Linked DNA regions of Homo sapiens: region 2 is linked to region 1. The links are chromatin contacts, found by Hi-C or POLR2A ChIA-PET in ENCODE. All regions are on one chromosome and are shown on one strand. The core of a region is the stretch at or near the end of the contact, and the rest is flanking DNA. Distances in the headings are between cores, read along the strand shown.

Region 1 (7,278 bases), core at 2,938-5,437:
ATTTCAAGGCCTTTGCACGCGTGATGTGCCAGCAACAGCTCAGCCCTTTGAATTATGATCCGCGACTCCCTCCAATCACCTTCCTTCTGGATGTCAGAAAAGACTGCCCAACAGCATCTCCTCCCAGCTGCCGAGGCTGATGATGTTTTTATTCTGATTTAGATCTCACTTAGGTCTTATTTTAACTCCACTGAGCTGCAAGATCTTCACTGAAGTACAACTGGACTTATTTTTAGAAAAACTGCTCTGTTAAGAAGACCTTCGTGCCTGATGAAGTTAGTTATTCTGATAAATTACAGCTTCTACGAAGAAACCACACCCCTCTGAGTACGGATGGAAGTTGGAAAATTCATAGAAAGCTGTCATTTCCTGGCAGAGGCCTGGAAAACCTCATTTAACAGAGATGTCTTTGGGTTCCTGCTTAAGCCCAAGCGAAGGATCCCGATGCCCCCTCCCCAGCTGGGAAGAGGAGCTGGTGGCGTGAGTTGGCACAGAGCCGCACCTTTCTTTCTCCTCCTGTATCCTCCCGCAAGCTCTGAAGACCACTCTGTTTCTTTGAGCAGGATCAGTTGTAACTAGAAGTGGGTAGGATTTGAAAAGGGCTGGTTAAGTGTTTAAAACTGGGGCAGCTTTCCTGCCATTTTCCAGTTCTTTTAGATGTGCAGGGATGGAGAATGGCTGTTTTTGTTGGGGTTTTCTCTTTGATCCTGGTTCAGACGGGGCCCTCTGAAATTTCTCGCCCTGATCTTTTGTTCTCTATGAAAACCAGGAATTGCACGGATGGTGTAGAAAGTCCCCGTAGGTGGCAAAGCATCTCTGCTGTGTTGAAATGACACACTTAGAAAAGTGTCAGAAAATGGAGTTGCCATTGCTCTGGCCCCCCAGGACCTGTGGCTCAGCCTCCATTGGGCCTTTGTGTCTGGGCCAGACCCTCCAGGCAAGCCCCCAGTGAGGCTCTTGGGCCCGTGATTGCAGGGGCGCCTTGCCATCCCCCGTGTCCTGCCCTGGTTCTGCTAGTGGAGCAAGAAGCTGATCAGCCTTTGTGTTTTCAGATTTCTTCTCTCCGTTAAGGTAACCTTGTTCTTTAAACCAGCTTGCTTTCAAAGTTGTTTTCCTAATAATATCAAAAGGGGGAAAAAAAGCTGCCTGAAAATCCTTTTTTGGGAAAGAGCCTGGGCATAAATAAATAAATACAACCATACAAAGAAGAAGATTAAAAAAAAAAAAATCAAAGATGGAACTTTCGCATTTGGCCTGAGGTATAAATGGCAGGCTTCTGATGACATGCTTTTAGTTTTTGATTCTCTTTCTTTCCTTTTATGTTCTTGTAATTCCAAATCAGGAACGATGGTGTTTTTTTTTTTTTTTTTCTTTTTTCTTTTTTTTAAACCTTGCCCAATCTTTGGGTGGAGGCTTTGGAAGCCGCACATATTCCACCATTATAGTTACTCAAAGCTGACGCTTCCCGAGGGGTGGCTGCATGCTGGCGACTGTGCCGAGGGTGTGTGTCCCTGAATCTTTGTGATCTCTCTGAGGTGTGTTAGGCCCCACTTTACAGATGGAAACTGAGACACACAGAGCCGTCAAGCAGCTTGCCCAAGGTCACACACCTTGTCAGTGGTCAAGCTGGGATCCAAAACCAGCAGCCTGGCTCTGGGATTCTAAGCTCTCTGTTGTGCTGCTCCTTGAATATATTAAAAGGCCTACTATGTGCAGGAACTGGGTTGGCACTGGCAGGAAGGCAAGTTCGGGAAGGAGATAGTTACATGGCTGTGTGGCTTCAGCTGGGGAGAGGGGAACACCCAGGAGGGCTTCTTGGAGGAGGCGGCCAGTAAGATGAGGTTGAAGATAGGTAGGATTTAGTAGGGCACAGTGAGGTGCAAGATCAGGTAGAACTGGCTTTAGTCCTGACTCTGGGGCTTCACATCTAACAGCACAGGACCAGCCACTCCCTCACAGACTTGTTTATTTATTATTATTGTTATTATTTTTGAGACAGACGGAGTCTCGCTGTGTTGCCCAGGCTGGAGTGAAGTGGCACAACCTTAGCTCACTGCAACCTCCACCTCCCAGGTTCAAGCAATTCTCATGCCTCAGCCGCCCAAGTAGCTGGGATTGCAGGCGCCCACTGCCACGCCTGACTAATGTTTGTATTTTTAGTAGAGACAGGGTTTCATCATGTTGGTCAGGCTGGTCTCGAAGTCCTGACCTCAGGTGATTTGCCCACCTTGGCCTCCCAGAGTGCTGGAATTACAGGTTTGAGCCACCGTGCCCGGCCTCCCTCAGACTTGTTAGGAGACAAGGTGAATGGCTGGCATGGAAGATGCCCTGCACATAGTAGGTGCTCAGGAAACGTTAGTGGTGCTCTCCCCCTTTCCAATGGACAGTCAGCAATATGGGTTGGACAAGTATGTTCTGTAATCCGAGGTTGTGTGCCCTCTGGCTGGCCCACAAAATTTGAATTAATGGCTCGTATTTATAAATGGGGAGATTCCACACCAAACCCCACATTTCCAGCTTTTCTTGAAAACTCAGATCTGGTGACTGCAGCCTGCACTTCCCACTCTGCCATCCCGGGCTGAGCGAGGAGTGCCCGTCTCCAGAGACAGTGTGCCAAGGGGCCCTCCTCCTATCAAATGCCCTCCTGTCTCTCTCTTCCTACCTGGCCCCCCGTGCAGGCCACAGAGCGTGGTGCTGCAGGTGAACTCTGCTGCGGTGGGAACGAGTTGGCATCGACTCCCTCGTGGCTGGCTGCTGGGTTTCGTGTGGACAGAGACATTCATCTTAGAACAATGCAGACACTTAGGAAAACAAGCACAAGGCGGTCTTTTTCCCTTAATCACCCATCTCATGAAATCAAGCCCCAGTCCCTTGGAAGCTCACACCCTCCACACCCTCCAGACACTGAGAGAATGCATGCCAGCATGCCTGTGCCAGCGCGCCTGTGCCAGCACACCCGGGCCAGCACACCCGGGCCAGCAGATCTTTCTCTGTGACTGAAGACAGCCGGCACTTCACATCTTTGAAGGGTTTGTCTTTCTGGCAAGTAGACCGGTACTTTAAAAACCAAAACATTCCTGGGATTCACTGAAAGCCAGTAAACTGGCACCGTTCAGGTGGCGGGGGGGTCGGGGGAGGGGGGAAGCCAAGGGTGTGAGAGGAGCCCCTCCTTCCAAAAATCACACCGATCCTCTGAAGGTGACGATCAGATCCAGGCTGCAAGTTCTTCTGCAAAGGAGCTGTGTCCATAAGGGAACCCAGGCTGCAAAATATAGCAAGGCCCAGAAGGGCATCCCTCAAACCTTCATGGGGTTCAGCTTTGGACATGCTGGCTGTGGTTTGTCTCCACTGCACTCTGCAAAGAGCCCCGAAGGCCCTTTCCTTAGCCTGGCCATATTTCAAGGCCAGTTCAATTGCTGCCTCCTCCAGGAAGCCCTCCATGCTTCTCTGTGGAATAGGGGACCTCGCCTGCCTTGTGGTCACTCTTCCTCCAGTCTGTGTCTCTCTTGGAGCCTAATCACAGAGACCCTGTACATCCACAGCTGCCTCTCCCACTTGCAGGGAGTAGTTTGTGGGCCATGTGTGGGTGCTCACGGTTCCCCTTATTCCTCAGGAAATGTGAGGAAGTTCCTGTGAGGCCGGTATTCCCACCACCCCATGTTACAGATGGGGAAACTGAGGCTTAGTGCGGTGAGGGGACTTCCCCGAAGCCACACACCAACAAGTGGCAATGCGAGATTTGGACTGGGGCTCTGTGGCCACAGGCCTGGGCTCCTCCTGCCAACCGAGGGGTCTGCCAGCCTGTGCCCCCCTCCTCCTGGTCCCCGAAGCCTTTGCTTCCCTCAGGCCATCGTGCATAACCAGCCCCTTCAGAATGCGCTGCTGAGCAGTCCCTGGGCGGTGTTCGTGAGCACGTTTCTCATTTATTAAGGTCACAAAATCCCTGGCCCTGTTTAGTGTCATCTTTGATGTTCAAGGGCGGTGTGGAAATCTCTGTTTTGATATGACCCAATTTCTAGGCTTTCAAAATGTGGCTTCTCTCCTCCTCCCTCTCTGTGTTTTTGAAATCAGGTGAGCAGGGCTGCCTCGAAGCGTTGACCACTTGCCCCGAGGTCTCCCTCCCCACCCCTCAGGCCCAGGCACATGGGTGCAGTGCCAGCTCTCGGGCCTTGCCAAGAGGACTCTCGGGCGTAGCCCACCTGTGTAATCCTCCACACATAGGGAAACTGGGTCTTTTGTTCTTCCTCTGCCATCAGCGTGAGCACTGCAGGCAGCTGTGCTGGACGGGACCTCCCTGCCCCTGTTGTGTCCTCCTATGATGCCAGCCAGGACATGGAACTTCCACCCCGACCCCCTGTGCTCCAGGGCTATCATATTCCCAAGGATTTCTGTGAAAAATCACTTTTCCCTGTTTCCTTTCTGCCTTTTAAGACTCTCTGCTGGTTACAACTCTCTTTGTAACTCGTCATGTGGTACAAATACTTGCTGAAATTTGGTCCCTGTTTTCTCAGCTGATCTGGGTGACCTGTGGGGGTTCTTCTGGATTATTTTTAGAGAGGTGGGGCAGAGGGAGTCTCAAAACTCTATGTCTGTATCATTTCCCTGTGAAGGTATTTAACATTTGTCCACTGCTGGTGTAGCGTTATGCTAAGGATTTTGGAAATTCAAGGATGAGTGGTGCCTGGATCTTCCCTTAGGATGCTGGCTGTGGGTGGAGGACAGTGTGTGCGGCAGCCAGGCTGGCTCGCGGCTGGAATGTGGGTTACCTGGAGAGGGCCTGCTTTTTTTTTTTTTTTTTTTTTGCTATTTAAAAAAATTGTTGTAAAATAGGCATAACGTAAACTTTACCATCTTAGCCATTTTCAAGAGCAGAGTTCACTGGTATTAAGTACGTTCTCATTGTGCAGCCATCACCACCACCCACCCACAGAACTCTTTCATCTTTCCAAACCGAAACTCTGCCATCATTCAACACTACCTCTCTATTTGCTACTTCCCCCGCCCCTGGCATCCACCAGACTGCTTTCTCCTCTATGCATTCGCCTACTCGAGGGACCTCCTACTGGTGGAATTGTACAGTGTTTGACTTTCTGTGTCTGGCTTATTTCACTGAGCAGAACATTCTCAAGGTTCACCCATGCGGTAGCCTGGTCCGAATGTCCTTCCTTTTTAGGGCTAGATAATATTCCGTTGTATACGTGGACTACCTTTTGCTTACTCATTCATCTGGTGTTCTCAAATGCCAAGACTCAGTGACTGCAGCAGTGCCCGAAGGTTCCCTCGAATCAAAGAACTTCCTAACCCCAACCTGTACCTAGGCTCTGATACTCCTGCATCAGGCAGTCCTCTAGGATAAGGTGCCTGTTTAAAATGCAAATATATTACCTTCGGGGGAGTGGGTAACTGGCATCCTGGGGCCCCGCTGCCATTGTCCTTATGAGGGAGGGAGGTTGTGTTGTCCTGGAAGTCGGGTCCACGGTCACGTCCTGAGAGTCCCATCACGTGCCATGCTCTGGGCTGGGGACTTGATGTTCATTGTTTGGTTACATTTAGCCCTTCCAAAGACCCTGGCATTTTTGCAGTGTTACCTATAAATTCCATGTGCGGAAACATGGGTTATTTCCACTCTTTTTTTTGAGATGGAGTCTCGCTCTGTCACCAGGCTGGAGTGCACTGGTGTGATCTTGGCTCACTGCAACCTCCGCCTCCTGGGTTCAAGCAATTCTCCCACCTCAGCCTCCTGAGTAGCTGGGACTACAGGCGCACGCCACCACGCCCAGCTAATTTTTGTATTTTTAGTAGAGACAAGGTTCCACCATGTTGGCCAGGATGGTCTCGATCTCTTGACCTCGTGATCCACCTGCCTCAGCCTCCCAAAGTGCTGGGATTACAGGTGTGAGCCACCGCACCCGACCTGGGTTATTTCTACTTTTGGGCTATTTTGAGTCCTGCAGCTATGAAAATGGGAATAAAAGAGGGTCCGCTTTTTAAGAAGCTGAATATCGGCCTTTGCTGACATGAGAGGAGCTGGCATCCTTGGGCCCTGCTGCCATTGTCCTTATGAAGGATGGAGGTTGTGTCGTCCTGAAGGCTGGGTCCACAGACGTGTCCCAAGAGCCCATCATGTGCCATGCTCTGGACTGGACGCTCAACATTCATGGTTACATTCAGCCCTTCCAAAGGCCCTGGCATTTTTACAGTGTTACCTATAAATGCCATATGGAGAAATAGGTGCAGAGAGGTGAGTGGGATGTACCTGGGGTCTCACGGCCAGCATGAGTGGGGCCCTGTTGGCCTGCTGCTCCAAAGCCATCATGCCACACCCCCTTGCTGTTCCATCATCTGCCGCTGTGGAGGCTGGATGTCCAGAGCTAGAGGTGTTCAAGGTTCAAGGTGATTCTGGTGTTAAAAGAGGAAATACCATTTTACTTCTGAACCTGTTTCATGGAGAAAGAGGTACAGCTCCGGGCACACTGGCCTGGGTACCTTTGCAGCATGTGATCAGGGACTGCTCCCCAGCGGCCCTCCACCAGTGCCATGAAAGTGGCCAGGGCCCTACCTGCACCCGGCACCATGGATGCATCTTGGGGCTGGAACCTCGAGTCTTACATGCAGCAGAGGCTGAGGCTGTGACTGTGGAGAAAGCGTGACATTACAGAAGCAAGGGTTTTGGCACCTGGTGTCTGTGTGGGTGGGTATTCCTCCCTGGTGGATGTGGCTGAAAGGCCTGCAGGGTCTCACTGGTGCAGGGAGATGAGGGGTCATTTCTGGTTCTGGGATTGTCCCTAATCACTGGGCGTTCCAGATCCTGTAACTGTTCAGCACTCCCTTGAGACAGGAGGTCATGGTGTTTCTGACTTGGAGCCTCTGGCTCTCTTTATTAGATTCTGTTGCATGTTCCAGCCATCCTGACCCGGGTGTTCCATCAGATTTCTGTGCCTGTGAATGTGGCCATCACCAGTGACCCCACTTTAAACTCCAGATTCACCTGTATGCATGACCGGAGGGGGTTAGCATCTTGAGTCCGTGGTTCAGGACGCAGCCCCCCGGCAGAGGGAAGGCAGCCCCACTCTCTCATGCCCCATCGCTGTGGTCCATGCTTTGTCTGCCTCAGCAGTCTTGGTCAGATCTGGAAGCATCTGGAGGCATCTGGAAGCTTTGGTGTCTTAGTTATGAGTTTCAAAGGGCAGTGAAAACAGACTGGCAGAGCTCAGCGAGACCTGGGAAATATTTGGGGTGGGGAGGAACTGCAGAATGTATTCTTGGTTCAGAGCATTT
Region 2 (7,278 bases), core at 2,001-4,500, 220 kb after region 1:
GAACAAGGGAAGGGACTATCAGGATTGTAAAATGCCACTGAAACGCAGGCCTCTAACACTAAGCTTACTCATCTCTTCCTCTGGGGAGGGGCTGCCCCCATCCACCCGCAGGCCTCTCTGCTCCCACCACTGCCCTGCTCGTCCCTGGGAGCTGTAAGCTGCTTAATTGCTCTGAGCCTGGGCCTCCTCCCAGCCTCCTTCTGGCCCTCCTGGGAGGATAAGCCGAGGTCAAGCATCTGGGAGTGCTCAGGAATGGATTTCTCCGGGGGAGTCCTATGGATCAGCCCTGGAAAATGCGCTGTGGGAGTGGAGAGTGACGGGACCCCTGAGATGCCTCCCCCGTGCTCCATTCTACAGATGGGGAAGCTGAGGCCCAATAAGAGTTGAAACAGGTCCCCAGACTCCAGCTCCTCTGGCCCCCGTAGGGTGGGGCTGCCCCACTTCTGTGGCTGGGGCTCAGGTCCAAGAGCTGGTAGGTTTGTTGAGTGAATGAGGAGGATCTACCTTAGCCACAGGCCTGGCCCCTGCTCCTGGTGCTCCAACTCCCTACAAAGCCCTGAGTGTACTGGCTGATGTTGCGGGGCTGATGTTCACCCCTGGGGGGTACTCTTCCTTCACCCCTAGGAGTCCAAATCCTGCATCACTTTAGAAGCTGCTTCAGTACTACCTCCTCCAGGAAGCCTGCCATGATTTTATCAGCTGGAAAAAGTTTGCCCCTCCACTGAGGCCTATAGTATTCCATCTCTTCTTTCATTCATGTGTTAATTCATTTATCCATTCACTTATTCTCTCAACACCCACTTGCTGACCTGCACTCGGGGCCAGGCCCTGGGCTGGGCTCTAGGAACACAGAAGAGGTGAGTCCCTGCCCTCAGGGAGCACAGGCAAGGGTGCCCAGCAGCCTCCCGTTATGCGATTCTTCCCAGGACCTCTTCTACTAGGCCATGAGGGTCCTGGCCAGGGCTGGCCCTCAGCCCCCGATCTGCCTTCGCAGACCCAGGGTCCAGAGCTGGAGAGGCCTTTATGCCTCTGGGGGACAGTTCCAGAGATGAACGCACACTGCAGAGATTTGTTGTGAGACAACGTGGTTCTAGGAAAGGACAGTGTGCAGCCTGAAGGCGGGGGCTGGGGCTTAGGAGTTCCAGGGACTGGGTGGGAATCCCAGCCCTGCGGGACACCAGCCTTGGGCCCTCAGGCACACCCCGTGGTCATGTGGATTTGCACACTGCAGGTGTCCCTGCCACAGCACGCTGTGGTTGCGCTGGTCCCACGTCCAGCCTGGGCTTTCCTTGGGGGTCTGTTTGGCATCCATGGCCTGGCTGTGCCCCCAACCCCCCGAGTCTGGCCTGAGATAGGTCACCGTGCGATCAAAGCCGCAGCCCTGTATGCTGGACAAAAGCCCCAGGGGCGTGTGGGGAACTCTGGATGAAGGGGTCTGGGGGATTCTGCATGAGGAGGTAGGGGCTGCCCTTACTCCCCACGCCCCCAAGGCAGCTCAGGGCCAGAGCTGAAAGCTGAATCCTCAGTAGAAAGAATAACCCGCCGTGCGTCACGAGAAGTTACCTAAGTAAAAATTCCATTTCTAATGATCTGAGACAGCAAAGCTTAGAAGCCAACCTCCCCATTCCAAGCTAGGTCAGAAAGCTACTTTGGAAACCTCCCCAGGCCTTGGGGACCAGCCAGCTGCTGTGATCCCAGTCAGGCTTCCATGAGGCGGCCAGCCTCAGGGCCATGAGTTCAATAGCACTGATGTTCACAAGGCCAAAGTCATCACCTTGGGTCCCTCCGTGGGATGTGCAGAGGGGGAACTGAGCTCAAGGAGCTCTGACGACGATGGCGTGTGTGGAGGGGACCTGGGCTCAGGGAGCTGTGATGACGATGGCATGTGTGGAGGGTACCTGGGCTCGGGGAGCTGTGATGACGATGGCGTGTGCGGAGGGGAACTGAGCTCGGGGAGCTGTGATGACGATGGCGTGTGCAGAGGGGACCTGGGCTCAGGGGGCTGTGATGATGATGGTGTGTGTGGAGGAGACCTGGGCTCAGGGAGCTGTGATGACGATGGCATGTGTAGAGGGTACCTGGGCTCGGGGAGCTCTGATGACGATGGCATGTGTGGAGGGGAACTGAGCTCGGGGAGCTGTGATGACGATGGCATGTGTGGAGGGGAACTGGGCTCAAGGAGCTGTGATGACGATGGCGTGTGTGGAGGGGACCTGGGCTCGGGGAGCTGTGATGACGATGGTGTGTGTGGAAGGGACCTGGGCTCAGGGAGCTCTGATGACGATGGCGTGTGGAGGGGACCTGGGCTCGGGGAGCTGTGATGACGATGGCGTGTGCGGAGGGGACCTGGGCTCGGGGAATTGTGATGACGACGGCGTGTGTGGAGGGGACCTGGGCTCGGGGAGCTGTGATGACGATGGCGTGTGCAGAGGGGACCTGGGCTCGGGGAGGTGTGATGATGATGGCGTGTGTGGAAGGGACCTGTGCTCGGGGAGCTCTGATGACGATGGCGTGTGTGGAGGGGACCTGGGCTTAGGAAGCTGTGATGACGATGGCGTGTGTGGAGGGGACCTGGGATCTGGGAGCTCTGATAATGATGGCGTGTTACACCACTGGACAACATCCCCTGAGGGGCCCCACAAATGAGGTCTGTGGGACACCACTCCGGCAGCCCAAGAACAGGCCTGGAAGGGCGTCCGCCGTCCTCCATCCTCCTGTGGGCCTTGTGCTGCCTGCCACCTGGGGCTGCTGACCGAGGCTGGCTCACTCTGCCACCTGGGGCTGCTGACCCAGGCTGGCTCACACTCGCAGAGTTCTTGGTGCACCAGGCTGAACCCTGGTATTCACTGCACTGTCTCAGGTGACCCCCATGTCAGCCTAAGGAGGTGGATCACCAAGCTCCCATCTCAGAAGGGGGAAGCTGAGACTCAGAGAGGTGAAGTGACTTGCCCAAGGTCACACAGCCACTCAGCAGCAAAGCTCACTCTACCTCCTGGCACTGAAAAAGCTTCTGAGGCCTCCTGAGGACCCCCAGAAAGCACATTTACCAGAGACAGATTAAATTTATCCTCCCGGGTTCTATTTCTCTGAAAATTGGTAAACTTCCTAAGATGGTAGTCCGTGGCCAACAACAAAACTCAAACAACTGGAAGAACATTCTGGCTGAGTGGGACGTTCCTGAACGCTCGTTGTTTGACCATGGCCAGAATCACGAGTCAGGCATGCATCTCTGCGGGCCACCCCTCCGGTCAGCCTGGGACTGCTGCTCCGAGATTTGAAGGTTATTTTTAAACACCGAACTTGGCGAGGCTGGGGAAGGAGAGGAAGGAGGGCACGTGAAGAGAAACAGAGCTGGGAAGATGAATTAAACCCCACCAGGAACAGCAACGGATCTGTTTTTGTGTCAGCCAGGTTCGGCAGGGCAGGATGCAGGATGGCCTGCGGGGAGGGGCTGAGGCCTCAGGCTCCCACAGGCCTGGATGCTGGCCTGATGCCTGGAGACCCCCTACAGCACTGGGGGCTTCCAGCCAGCCCCTCCTCAGCCCACCACGCCCCACTTCTGGGCACGACCAAGCGCGACACCTCCAGTCCACTGCAGGACTGGGTCTAGGGCAGCAGGGCTTGGGGGTCGAGCCCTCTGCCTGGGACCAAGTCCTGGCTCCACCTTCTGTAACCACATCCCATGTGACCTGGGGTGACACCTGAGCCTCAGTGTCCTCAGCCCTAGAATGGGGACCAACATCGGCATCTAATTCACCAACTAAAGGAAGTGAGGCATGGAAGCCTTGGACAGGCCTGGCCACGTGCTTCTTGCTGCTGCTGTCTCTGACTCTGCCTCTTCCATCAACCCAAGCCCTAGGCGGCCCCCAGAGCCAGCTTTCCCAAGTACCCACCTAATCACCTACCTGCCCCCTTGGGTTCAAGGCTGCGCTCGCACCTGAGGCCCCTTGTGGCCTGGCACTGTGGCCATCTTGCCCTCCCTGTTCCTGGAGCTTCAGCCCTCTGGGTCTGTGGTGCCTCTGGGCCTTTACTCATGCTGTTCCCCTGTGCTAGGACCACCCTTCCCCTCTCCAAAGCCGTAGCCTGGAGGCTCATCCTGGGTGGCCACCTCTCAGGGCAGTTCTTCCCCCGTGATTCTCTCACTCCCCAGGCGAGCTTCTGACACTCTGACTTCCCCCGTCCCCAGGGTGATCTCGGGCTGTCTGGAGGCCATGCTAGGGCAGGGGCTGGGTGGGGTTCATCTGGGGCCAGCATGGGCAGGAGCACTCTGTGCAGCGTGCCTGGTTTGTGTCCTAACTTGAGAGTGAGCTGGGAGAACAGAGCATGGGCTGCCGAGGGTGGCAGAACCATGACCTCTGCCCCAGGGTTGGCCCTCCTTAGACAGGGGCCACGCTCGGGCCTGAACCCCACAGGATGGAGAACAAAGGACAAGTGGCCTGTTCCCCAAACACATCCCACCTACTCTACTGTCATGGGGGGCGGGAGGCTGACCTTGGGGTGAGGATGAGTCTTGCCCAGCATTCTGGGTGTGAAGCGGCTGGTGGCGGAGCTCAGGAGTCTGGGCCTTTGCCCAGCTGGTCCTGCCCGTGGGCATCCCTTTCCCCACCGTGTACGTCCAAACTGAACCTGCCCATGGGGCCTGGCTCAAGTGCCACCTCATCCACAAGCAGCCCCAGTTACCAGCCCTCCTGACCCCACTGGTCAGGGAGCGGTTTCTCTCCTGGTCGCCACTCAGGGATCACCTAACGAGTCTCTACTGTGGACCAACAGTTCTGGGCGTGGGGGATTCCCGCTGCCATAAGGCTTACAGCCTGGGGGGAGGCGGTCACAGACAGTAGATTACGTAATGATGAGTAATTCTATGTGGGCACGATGATTAGCAGTGGTAGCATTAGCACGGATTAGTAATTCAACAGGGCAGGGCTCTCTGGAGCCCCACCAACAGTCCTGCGGGTAGGCAGCGGCCCAGCAGAAGGGCAGGAAGTACAGACGAGGAGACGGGCTAGCAGCTGCAGATCACCCGAGCCCAGGGCAGAGCACGGTGCCCAATGCTCCCCATTCCTCACCCGTTCCCTTCCCACCCAGCCCTATGCTGCACCCTCAGTCTCTCTGTTACACAGATGGAGAATGTGGGGCTCGGAGAGGGGACTCAAACCCCGGGGTCTGCTCCTGTGCCCTGTCTCCACGACTCATAAGAGTGTTTACCCCTGCAGGCAGCACTTGTGTGCATGCCTGTCTCCACACAGCACACACATGTACACACGTGTGCACATATGTATCATCAGGGATGTTTAACCTCCACAAGTTTCCCAGTCTCCAGGGCCTTTCCTCGGCAGTGCAGACCTAATCCTGAGTTTGTGAACTTTTGTTTTCAGGACATCCACTTAGAGGTTATGAAATCTCACTCTGAAACGTGAAGTCCAGGAATAAACACTTCTCGAGGCTCCACGCCTGCATATGAAGTGAGATCAAAGCATGTCTTTGTGACCCCTTCATGCTTGCAGGGGGAAGCGGCAGGAGAGAACTAGGACATCTTTCCTCGCTGTGCTGGCCAGGACCGAGGCAGCCAGAGTGTATGGCTGGAGAAGGACAGAGAAGCAGCCCGTTCGCCTGCAGCTGGGGTGCCGGGCTCCACGGCTGACAGTGAGTGAGAAGGGCCAGCACCTCACACCCTAGTAACGGCCAATGTGACCTGAGCCCTGCTGACCTGATGCCTAGCCCTGCAGCGGTCACATCCCCGAACCCAGCCCTGCTGAGACCATTTCGTTTTTGCTCATCTCTATGGGCAGCACAGGCCTGACACGTAGTAGGCACTTTATAAACATGTGTTAATTGGTTGAATGAACATAAGCAATGATCATCTCCATTGCTGAGATAAATAAACCACAGCTCAGAGAAACTAAGTGATTGCCCAGAGCTGGAGGGTGGAAGGTTTGCAATCTGAACCCAGGTTTGCTCGACTCCAGACAGGGTGCTGGGGGCGACCACATAGGCTTTGCAGCGAGTCTCCTTGGCCTTGGATCAGAGCTTTATCACTAACTAGCTGGGTGATCTAGGGCAAGTTACTTCACGGGCTTCAGCTTCCTCATCTGTGAAACGGGAGCCGTGCCCCACACCTTGCAGGTATACCAAACATAGAAAGGACCAGAAGCTAGCAGGGCACCCAGAACATTAGCAGCTGATCCATAAACCGTTCTTATCCGATGTTGCCTACTCTACTGTTCCCAAAGCTGATGGTTTAGGTACCAGAGAGGGTCCTGTGTGCCCCTTGGCAAATGAAATTGTGTTTGAACTCCATGTCTACGTCTGATTTCCCCAGTTCATCTTTCCGTGCTTTGCTTGTTCCTTTAGTTGGCACGGATTTCCCTCTGCCTTACCTGTTGGTTTACTGCTTCCCTGCCTAGTACAAGCTCTTCAAGGGTGGGAAATTTTGTGCCTCTGCATCGCCCCACCATGCTTTGCACACAGTAGGTGCTGAATAAATGTCTGCCGGCCATAGAGTAGGAACTCCATTAGCACTCGTTGGCCTGGTTTGTTTTATTGCAAAGAGCAAACTTCCAGATGGGAACAGCAGAGATCCAGGCAGGAGATCTCCTTCAACTGAGACATGGCCTCAACTTTTACGGCCACCACCGGGAGTGACCTTGGGCCATCAGCCCTGGGTGGAAGTCCCTTATTTTAGCCTAGAAACCCAACTCCAGGGCTCCAGTGGGACAGGTCCCCCTAAGTCCAGGGGAGCTGAGGTGGGCCGGCTCACACCCCCTGGGCCCTCACTGTCTCCCTACCAGGCGGGCATACCACTTGCTCCATGGGGCTGCTCTCAGGGTCAGGGCCACGAGGAGAAGCACACTGCCACGAAGGGTGCTGGCCTGGGTGCTGGAATTGGGAAGGCACGCAGGTGACCTCCAACGTGGAAACCTCTCCTATCTCCCCAGATCCCTCCCTCAGTGGATAACCATTCCAGTGTATCCCTAATAAGGCTCTTGTCCCTCACTGACACCTTTCCCTGCTGAATCCACCATGCCCCAGCCAGCTGGGCTCTGAGTCCAAGTTACAAACTCAGCTGTTTCAATGGTTCCCCCTTTTGAGCCCCTGGCCTGGGCCAGTTCTGCACCCATCAAAGTTCTCTGCATGTGCTACTGTCTCGAATGTTGGAAGTAGGCACCACTGTGATCCCATTTTACAGATGAGGAAGCTGAGGCCTGGGGAAAGGGGGACTTGAGCGAGAACACACAGCTGAAAGGGGCTTAGCTGGAAACCCCAACCCTGCTGAAGGCC

The links. A loop is a pair of places that touch in the nucleus more often than their neighbours do. ChIA-PET counts read pairs that join two places held with the same protein, here RNA polymerase II (POLR2A). Pooled maps may share reads with other maps.
Region 2: a map of sigmoid colon shows a loop between it and region 1 (4-fold over the local background). The contact joins two enhancer-like sites. A Hi-C loop is called at or near these places in 1 of 168 maps with a recorded cell type or tissue (sigmoid colon) and 5 of 50 pooled maps. POLR2A ChIA-PET finds 5 or more read pairs at or near these places in 1 of 52 experiments (activated naive CD4-positive, alpha-beta T cell).

The regions. Positions count from the first base shown.
Region 1 is chr22:44,086,494-44,093,771 of GRCh38, forward strand. All of the region lies in intron 1 of PARVB (parvin beta), which reads left to right. Among named protein-coding and RNA genes, the nearest start is that of TRU-TCA2-1, 61 kb to the right of the region's middle. Within about 2 kb of position 4,188, at least 2 of the 41 ENCODE cell types and tissues checked have a DNase peak (open chromatin) inside an H3K27ac peak, as active enhancers do.
Region 2 is chr22:44,304,439-44,311,716 of GRCh38, forward strand. The region is part of intron 1 of SHISAL1 (shisa like 1); the gene reads right to left. Among named protein-coding and RNA genes, the nearest start is that of SHISAL1, 4.9 kb to the right of the region's middle. Within about 2 kb of position 3,251, at least 4 of the 41 ENCODE cell types and tissues checked have a DNase peak (open chromatin) inside an H3K27ac peak, as active enhancers do.